Linked DNA regions of Homo sapiens: region 1 is linked to region 2. A link is a contact called in ENCODE Hi-C or POLR2A ChIA-PET data. All regions are on one chromosome and are shown on one strand. Each heading gives the region's core, a stretch centred on a gene start or an enhancer-like site at or near the end of the contact. The rest is flanking DNA. Distances are from core to core; before and after follow the strand shown. Region 1 has its middle 140 kb from the start of ZNF217. Region 2 has its middle 92 kb from the start of ZNF217.

What was found. A loop is a pair of places that touch in the nucleus more often than their neighbours do. ChIA-PET counts read pairs that join two places held with the same protein, here RNA polymerase II (POLR2A). Pooled maps may share reads with other maps.
Region 1: a pooled map shows a loop between it and region 2 (2.4-fold over the local background). The contact joins two enhancer-like sites. A Hi-C loop is called at or near these places in 7 of 168 maps with a recorded cell type or tissue (CD8-positive, alpha-beta T cell, Caco-2, Calu3 and 4 more), 1 of 37 single-sample maps with no recorded cell type and 7 of 50 pooled maps. POLR2A ChIA-PET finds 5 or more read pairs at or near these places in 21 of 52 experiments (B cell, BJ, Caco-2 and 16 more).

What each region holds. Positions count from the first base shown.
Region 1 is chr20:53,727,490-53,732,147 of GRCh38, forward strand. No RefSeq gene overlaps it. Among named protein-coding and RNA genes, the nearest start is that of ZNF217, 140 kb to the left of the region's middle. RefSeq lists enhancers at 1,063-1,563, 1,964-2,013, 2,294-2,393. Within about 2 kb of position 1,800, at least 4 of the 41 ENCODE cell types and tissues checked have a DNase peak (open chromatin) inside an H3K27ac peak, as active enhancers do; they include GM12878, where a contact is called at or near this core.
Region 2 is chr20:53,683,167-53,687,695 of GRCh38, forward strand. No RefSeq gene overlaps it. Among named protein-coding and RNA genes, the nearest start is that of ZNF217, 92 kb to the left of the region's middle. Within about 2 kb of position 3,030, at least 2 of the 41 ENCODE cell types and tissues checked have a DNase peak (open chromatin) inside an H3K27ac peak, as active enhancers do; they include GM12878, where a contact is called at or near this core.

The DNA.
Region 1 (4,658 bases), core at 550-3,049, 43 kb after region 2:
AACAAAACAAAACAAAACAAAACAAAACAAAACAAAACAAAACAAGTGCAGTTTTGTTGCATGGATATATTGCATAATGGTGAAGTCTGGACTTGTGGTGTAGCCATAACCTGAATAATGTACATTAAACTTATTAATTTTTTTAATAATTTTTTTTAGAGACAGGGTCTTGCCATGTTGCCCAGGCTGGTCTCCAACTCCTAGGATCAAGTGATCCTCCCACCTCAGCCTCCCAAGGTGCTGGAATTACAGGCGCGAGCACCATGCCTGAACACATTAAACTCATTAAATAATTTATCATCTCTCATCGCCCCCACTCCCCTCACCCATCTGAGCCCCCAGTCTATTATGCCACACTCTGTGTCCATATTTATTTATTTATTTAGAGGCAGAATCTAGTTATGTTGCCCAGGCTGGACTCAGACTCTTGGACTCAAGCCATCCTCCTGCCTCAGCCTCCTGAGTAGCTGGGACTACAGACGTGAGCCACCTCACGCAGCATAAGAAAACCCCAATTTTGTTTCAAGTGAGAAAATATTCAGACCCAAAGAATTAGGATTGGTCTAAGTATGAGGTGACAAGCATGGAGAAGAAAAGTCAACCTGTGAACAAGGGTAGAGCAGAGAAGGAGATCAGGTCTATACCACATGGTTCCTTCAGTCTTCTTGCCGTGTGAGGTAATGAAAGGTGTTTCTTGCTTAAGCTATTGTTAGTCGGATAAGCAGTGAATTCCTGCTGCAAGGATTCCTAACTGCAACATATGCAATGGAGTTATATTAGATAAGGAGAAAAAAAATAATAGGAGAAGACAGAGGGCAGATAGAAGAAAGTAATTAAAACCAGCAGTCAGGCATTTTGGAATTCAGACCTCATTATTTTCATTTTCCAGATGAGAAAACTAAGGTTCCAGAGAAATGAACATAACTTGTTCAACATCTTAAAACTAGTCACCAGCAGACCTGGAATTCAAACCCAGATCTATTGGATACCAAAGACTGGTTTGAACAACTATATGTAATGCTTTGTATTGGGGTGTGTGTGTGTGTGTGTGTGTATGTGTGTGTAAGGGAGAGAGTGAGAGCTAGAGAGAGAGAGAGAGGGAGAACTAATGGTCACTGTTTGCTATGTGTCTGGTTATGTGCTTTACACTTTTGGCATATTGCTTTTCATTCTTAAATACAGCTTCAAATTTAGTTGTCATCTTCCTCATAATTTTATAAGAAAACGGAAATTCAAAAAGTTGAGTGACTTTAATAATTGAATATTGCCCAAAAGAAAAAAGGAAATTCTCTATGCCACCTGAGGTAGATCTAAAGAATTTTTCCCATCTCTATGTGCAGTGTATCTTTGTAGACCCTCCCATGAAGAAGTGGGGTCACTTTTTTTTTTTTTTTGAGACAGTGTCTCGCTCTGTCACCCAGGTTGGAGTGCAGTGGCACGATCTCGGCTCACTGCAAGCTCTGCCTCCCAGGTTCATGCCATTCTCCTGCCTCAGCCTCCTGAGTAGCTGGGACTACAGGCACCCACCACCACGCCCAGCTAATTTTTTGTATTTTTAGTAGAGACGGGGTTTCTCCATGTTGGCCAGGCTGGTCTTGAACTCCCGACCTCAGGTGATCTGCCCGCCTCAGCCTCCCAAAGTGCTGGGATTACAGCCATGAGCCACTGCGCCCAGCCAGAGTCACTTTTTTACCCTTTGAATCTGGGCTGAGCCATGTGATTTGTTTTGGCCAATATGTCATTAGCAAATGTTGGGGGAAACAGAGGCTTCCAAAGTACTTGTAAGCAGTACTTTGCTCTTTGGGAATTTTTACTGTCAAAGTAAGCTCTGCCGGGCGTGGTGGCTCACGCCTGTAATCCCAGCACTTTGGGAGGCCGAGGTGGGTGGATCACTCGAGGTCAGGAGTTCAAGACCGGCCTGGCCAACATGGTGAAACCCCATCTCTACCAAAAATACAAAAATTAGCTGGGCATGGTGGCAGGTGCCTGTAATCCCAACTACTTGGGAGAATGAGGCAGGAGAATCCCTTGAGCCCAGGAAGCGGAGGTTGCAGTGAGCTGAGATTGCATCACTGCACTCCAGCATAAGTGACAAAGTGAGACCCTGTCTCAAAAAAAAAGTACTTGTACCTTGGGGTTTGCCTTCTTACTTCTCCTGGGAACCCTATAACTTCATGTGAAGGAGCTAGCCTGTTGGATGATGACGTCCAGACATGTGACCCAGTTGCTCTTGTTACCCAGGTGATGGCCCCCAACCTCCACACATAGACAGGAAGCCGTCTTAGGATCATCTAGCCACCAGCTGACCACAGACACCTGGGAATACCCAGCAGTGATCATATGAGCTGGCCCAGAAAGGAAGAACCTCTCAGCCCACCTATAAAGTCACGAGCTAAACAAATGGTTGTTTTTAGCCACTAAATGTTGGAGTGGTTTGTTATGTGGCATAACTAATGGATACACTGACTTTCACTATATCAGACAAATATTGCAAATAATTGAGTGAAATGGATAGATATTGAGAATGTTTAATGTAAAGGTTTAAGTTAAATCTATCTTTTATGCAAAATACATGCCCATGTTCTGTTCCCTTTTTCTTTTTCTTTTTTTTTTTTTTGAGATAGAGTCTCGGTCTGCCAGGCTGGAGTGCGGTGGTGCGATCTCGGCTCACTGCAACCTCTGCCTCCCGGGCTCAAGCGATTTTCCTGCCTCAGCCTCCCAAGTAGCTGGGACTACAGGCACATGCCACCATGCCCGGCTAATTTTTGTATTTTTAGTAGACACAGGGTTTCACCATGTTGGTCAGGCTGGTCTCGAACTCCTGACCTCGTGATCCACCCGCCTCAGCCTCCCAAAGTGCTGGGATTATAGGCGTGAGCCACCACACCCGGCCAAACATAACTCTTCTTATAGTTATAATGATTCCGTGAAATAGGTCCTACTACCTCCCTCTTTTTTGTTGTAGTTGATTTTTAATTTTTAAGAGATGAGGTCTCACCATGTTGCCCAGGCTGGACTTGAACTCCCAGGCTCAAGCAATCCTCCCACCTAAACCTCAGGTGATCTGCCTGCCTCGGCCTCCCAAAATGCTGGGATTGCAGGCGTGAGCTACCTCGCCCAGCCTGTTCCCTTTTTCATTAGTGATAAGATCCTTGGCCATTAAAAGTTGTCAGTGAAGAAATATAGTGTCCCAGTGACGAGGAGTATGAAAAATACATTCTATTTTCACATCTTAAATGTCATTAAGATGTTGAAAGTGTTAAATATCAAATTCAAACTCAACTAGGTTTGACCAGCTTGTCCCAGTTTGTCTGGGATTTTTACATTTTAGTACTGAAAGTCCTGTGTCCAAGGAAACCCCTCAGTCCAGGAAAAACTGGGACAGTTGCTCACTGCTATGTTTTGTTTTGTTTTGTTTAAATCAGCCTACATCATGCTTTGATCTGCTGCAGTTTGAACACATTCCCTTTAAAATTTATATGTAGGAGGCCGGGCGCAGTGGCTCATGCCTGTAATCCCAGCACTTTGGGAGGCCAAGGTGGGTGGATCATGAGGTCAGGAGTTTTAGACCAGCGTGGCCAAGATAGTGAAACCCCGTCTCTATTAAAAATACAAAAATTAGCCAGGCATGGTGGCAGGCGCCTTTAACCCCAGCTACTTGGGAGGCTGAGGCAGGAGAATCGCTTGAACCCAGGAGATGAATGTTGCAGTGAGCCGAGATCACGCCACTGCACTCTAGCCTGGGCGACAGAGCGAGACTCCATCTAAAAAAAAATATGTGTGTGTGTGTGTGTGTGTGTGCGCGTATATATGTATATATGTGTGTATATATGTATATATATGTATATATGTGTGTTCATATATGTGTGTGTGTGTATATATATATAATATGTAGGAACTTAATCCCTAAATGATAGTATTAAGAGCTGGGGCCCTTGGGAGGTGATTAGGCCGTGAGGACTCTGCCCTTGTGGATGGAATTAGTGCCCTTATAGAAGGGCTTGAGGAGGAGAGTTTTTCTCTCCTACTCTTCTGCCATGTGAGGACCCTGTGTTCATTCCATTTAGGGGACGCAACAGCAATGCTCCATTTTGGAAGCACAGGAAGTCCTTACTAGACAATCAGTCTGCTGGTGCCTTGATCTTGGACATCCCAGCCTCCAGAACTGTGAAAAATACATTTCAATTATTTATAAATTACCTGGTCTGTGGCATTTTATCGTAGAGCAGGAATGGACTGACAAAGGCACCTGAAGCTCAACTTTAGTGTTAGTTCCAGCAGGGAGGAATCTTGCAAATTCTTATTGATATATGACAATAGATATTTAGAAGCTAAGAAGCTGAGTATTTTCTCACACGTTTAGGTGTAAGTTACAAATTAGTCCTGCTTTTGATACACAGCTACTTCATGAGTTTGCCCTAACTGCTCCCAGATAAGTCATATTCCTTTGAGAAGTCCCAATTGGCAAAAGTTCTTTTTTTTAAATGCCTCTTGTAAAAATTATCAATTTTTTAAAAAATGCCTCTTGTAAAAACCATCGACACAATTTCTTTTTTTTTTTTTCAGACGGAGTTTCACGCTTGTCACCCAGACTGGAGTGTAGTGGTGTGATCTCGACTCACTGCAACCTCCCCCTTCCGGGTTCAAGCAATTCTCCT
Region 2 (4,529 bases), core at 1,780-4,279:
AACATGGTGAAACCCCGTCTCTACTAAAAATACAAAAATTAGCTGGGCATGGTGGCGTGCACCTGTAATCCCAGCTATTTGGGAGACTGAGGCAGGAGAATCGCTTGAACCTGGGAGGTAGAGGTTGCAGTAAGCCGAGATTGTGCCACTGCACTGCAGCCTGGGTGACAGAGCAAGACTCTATCTCAAAAAAAAAAAAAAAAGCAGGAAAAAAACAAACAAAAAACAATGAAAATTAGCAGGGCCTGGTGGTGCACACCTGTAATTCCAGCTACTTGGGAGGCTGAGGCATGAGAATCCCTTGAACCTGGGAGGTGGAGGTTGTAGTGAGTCAAGATGGAGCCACTGCATTCCAGCCTGGATGACAGAGCAAGACTCCGTCTCAAAAAATTAAAAAAAAAAAAAAGAGATCTAACAGAAGTTGAGACTCACAGTATACCTAGCACGCTTCTCAGTGATTAGCTTATTTAATCCCCAGAACAGCTTAGTGAAGGAGGCATTATTTATTATTCCCATTTCACAGATGAGAAAACAGAGGCTTAACAATATGAAGTGACCATGTAAATTCCCATGGCAGTGACAGTGGAGCTGGGATTTGAATGTTAGCAGCCTTGATGCTTAACTCGATTTTTCTTTCTTCTGTTTTCTTACCACAGTACTAAGGAGGGACTTAATGCCATTTGTTCCCTACCCACTTGGCATTCATTCCTACCTGCCTTTGCTAACTGGCATTACTGATTGTCCACTAGATGCAACACCTATGCTAAACAATGGGGAACACAAAGATCTTAGGGATTTTTTTTTTTTTTTGAGACGGAGTCTCGCTCTGTTGCCCAGGCTGGTGTGCAGTTGCGTGATCTCGGCTCACTGCAAGCTCCGTCTCCTGGGTTCAGGCCATTCTCCTGCCTCAGCCTCCCGAGTAGCTGGGACTACAGTCGCCCACCACCACGCCCAGCTAATTTTTTGTATTTTTAGTAGAGACGGGGTTTTACCGTGTTGGCCAGGATGGTCTCGATCTCCTGTCCTCGTGATCTGCCTGCCTTGGCCTCCCAAAGTGCTGGGATTACAGGCATGAGCCACCGTGCCCGGCTGATCTTAGGGATTAACTGATTGATTGATTGACTGATTTATCTTTTTTCAACCCTGGCCTACAGAAGATCTTTGGAATTCACATAAGGTTTTTCTTGGGCCGGGCATGGTGGCTCACGCCTGTAATCCCAGCACTTTGAGAGGCCAAGGTGGGTGGATCACCTGAGGTCAGGAGTTCAAGACCAGCCTGGCCAACATGGTGAAGCCCTGTGTCTACTAAAAATACAAAAATTAGCGGGGTGTGGTGGTGGGCGCCTGTAATCCCAGCTACTTGGGAGGCTGAGGCAGAAGAGGTGGAGGTTGCAGTGAGCCAAGATCACACCACTGCACTCCAACCTGGGTGACAGAGAGAGACCCTGACTCAAAAATAAATAAATAAATAAATATATACGATTTTTTTTTTTTTGGAGGCAGGGCCTTGCTGGATCACCCAGGCTAGAGTGCAGGCACAATCTCGGCTCATTGCAACCCCCGCTTCCCAGGCTCAAGACATCTCCCACCTCAGCCTCCTGAGTAGCTGGGACTACAGGCACGTGCCACCACACCTGGCTAATTTTTTGTATTTTTGGTAGAGACGGGGGTCTCACTATGGTATCCAGGCTGGTCTCAAACTCCTGAGCTCAAGTGATCATCCCGCCTCAGCCTCCCCAAGTGCTGGAATTACAGGCGTGAGTCCCCTCCCTCGGTCGATTTTAGGAATGTAAAGGCTGGTAGAGCACTTCCAACTCCCTGTGTTTGGATTCACGGATTCTTCATGGAGCATTTCCCCAGGAAAAGACACACAAACAGATTAGGTGCACAATTACAGGGGTTTCATTAATATTCTCCAAGTTTATTTATGGATTCCCTAGACTTCCAAGATAAGGGCACTTGGTTTTACAGCATAATCCCCATATTTTATCACCCATAGGTTCACAGGATTGGGTGACTTGTTCAGGAGACTTAGTGAAGTGTTGTTCGTTTAATGTCTACGCTAAGTGAGTAAATGTATGGTCCTCAGTATTCTCAACCCTAAGTTACGGAATTGCTAGACACAGGGCCAGCTTCATGGGTGTATGTCTTGGGCAGCAGTTGCTTAGGGCTCTGTGCTCGGAAGCAGCCCGTCTCGAATGTCTGGGCTCAAGCAGTCTTCCCTCCTCAGCCTCCCAAAGTGCTGGGACTGCGCGCATGCACTACTGCACCCTGCCACTTTGAAATTTTTAATAACTTTTTGAACAAGAAGCCATGTGTTTTCATTTTGCACTGGACCTTACAAATTATGTAGCTGGCCCTTATTAGACATTGTGACACCTAAGAGAGACCACCCCCTGGGAGGACTGAACACTTGAAAAAATAATATTTATTGAGCAGGTATTAATTCATTTAACCTTCACAATGACCCGGTGTGGCAGGTTCTAATTTTACCCACATTTTACAGATGAGGAAAGCATTCTGTAAATGCAGTCAATTCTTGAAATGTCTAGTGTTGCTTAGTAATTAGAGGGCCTTACTTATGACCAAGAAGTTTACAATTTTGCCTATTTGCATACATTCTCCATCTATTTTAAACAAACAAGAGCCAAAAAACAAAACAAAACAAGCAACAACAACAACAAAACAAGAAAAAGTTGAGCCCCAGCTGTGCAGATTTCTTTCTGAAAACACTGGGTTATTATATTGAGTATTTTAGTACTAATTTAGAAAGTATTTTGATCTTGATTCGTCTACTGATCATGTCAGAATCCAACTCTGAATAATACTGAACGTGATTAGAGTCCCCAGAACTGAGCCAGACTGGGTCTGCAGAAAGTTCTTACAGCTACCAAAGATGGCTTGATATGTGTCTGGTGGGGGTAGGGAGGAGAGTGTGGCCTGTGGTTCCTCACAGCGGGGAGCAAGTGGCCTGTGGGTGGAAGAAACTGTCACTTCACCTGCAGCTGGGGGCACCCATCTTATTCATTACAAGGTCTGAGGAAGCTGGTTTACCAGGTCAGAATTCAGAAACGTGGATTTCACCTTTACCAGCTACTCAGCCCTAAGGCAGTTCACAATCTGAGTAACCATGGGCTGCTGAATTGTGATTGTTTAAAAACAGGCCGGGCTCAGTGGCTCATGCCTGTAATCCCAGCACTTTGGGAGGCTGAGGTGGGTGGATCACGAGGTCAGGAGATCGAGATCATCTGGGTAACATAGTGAAACCCTGTCTCTACTGAAAAAAAAAAAATACAAAAATTGGCTGGGTGTGGTGGTGCGTGCCTGTAATCCCAAGCTACTCGGGAGGCTGAGGCAGGAGAATCGCATGAACCCAGGAGGCAGAGGTTGCAGTGAGCTGAGATTGTGTTACTGCACTCCAGCCTGGCAACAAAGCTAGACTCCGTCTCAAAAAATATAAATAAATAAATAAAAATAATATGGCCCAGCCTGGGCACCGTGGCTCACGCCTGTATTCCTAGCACTTTGGGAGGCCAAGGTGGGTGGATAGCCTGAGGTCAGGAGTTTGAGACCAGCCTGGTTGGTGAAACCTCGTCTATATTAAAAAAATACAAAAAATTAGCTGGGCATGGTGGCGGGCGCCTGTAATCCCAGCTACTCGGGAGGCTGAGGCAGGAGAATCGCTTGAATCCAGGAGGTGGAGGTTGCAGTGAGCCGAGATTGTGCCACTGTACTCCAACCTGGGCAACAAGAGCAAAACTCTGTCTCAAAAAATATATAATAATAATAATAATAATAATATGGCTGGGTGTGGTGGCTCACGCCTGTAATCCCAGCACTTTGGGAGGCTGAGGCGGGTGGATCACCTGAGGTCAGGAGTTTGAGACCAGCCTCCAACATGGTGAAACTCCATCTCTACTAAAAACACAAAAAAATTAGCCAGGCGTAGTGGTGCACGCCTGTAATCCCAGCTACTCAGGAGGCTGAGAAAGGAGAATCACTTAAACCCAGAAGGCGGAGGTTGCAGTGAGCTGAGATCGTGCCATTGCACTGCAGCCTGGGCGAGGAGCGAAACTCTATCTCAAAAAAAATAAATAAATAAAATAAAAATAATATGGATTGCTAACTCAAAAGAGAACTGAAAGTTTTTTCTCTTCGCACTAAATAAAACCTCCCAAACTGTGGGGCCTTTAGATGCTAAAAGAAATGCTAGATTTTCTAATTAGTCTTCTCTAATAAAATACTTTTACAGTTTTCTGTGCCAACTGGTATATTATTCCCATAATTATTTGATTAAAAAGGAATGAAGTTCTTTGAAAACCATATTATGGTAATATTAGAACTGAAATTATACTTGTCATTTCATACTATTGCCTATGGAGTTTTTGATCTTTCTCATTATGCCGATTTGTGAGATTTCTTTTTCTTTCTGTGGGAAAACCCTGTGGACTTCTCTTCTTCCCTCCCGCCCTTCTTTCCTTCCTCCCTTCCTTCTTTCCTTCCAAAAGAAATGAACTGGTTTATTATTT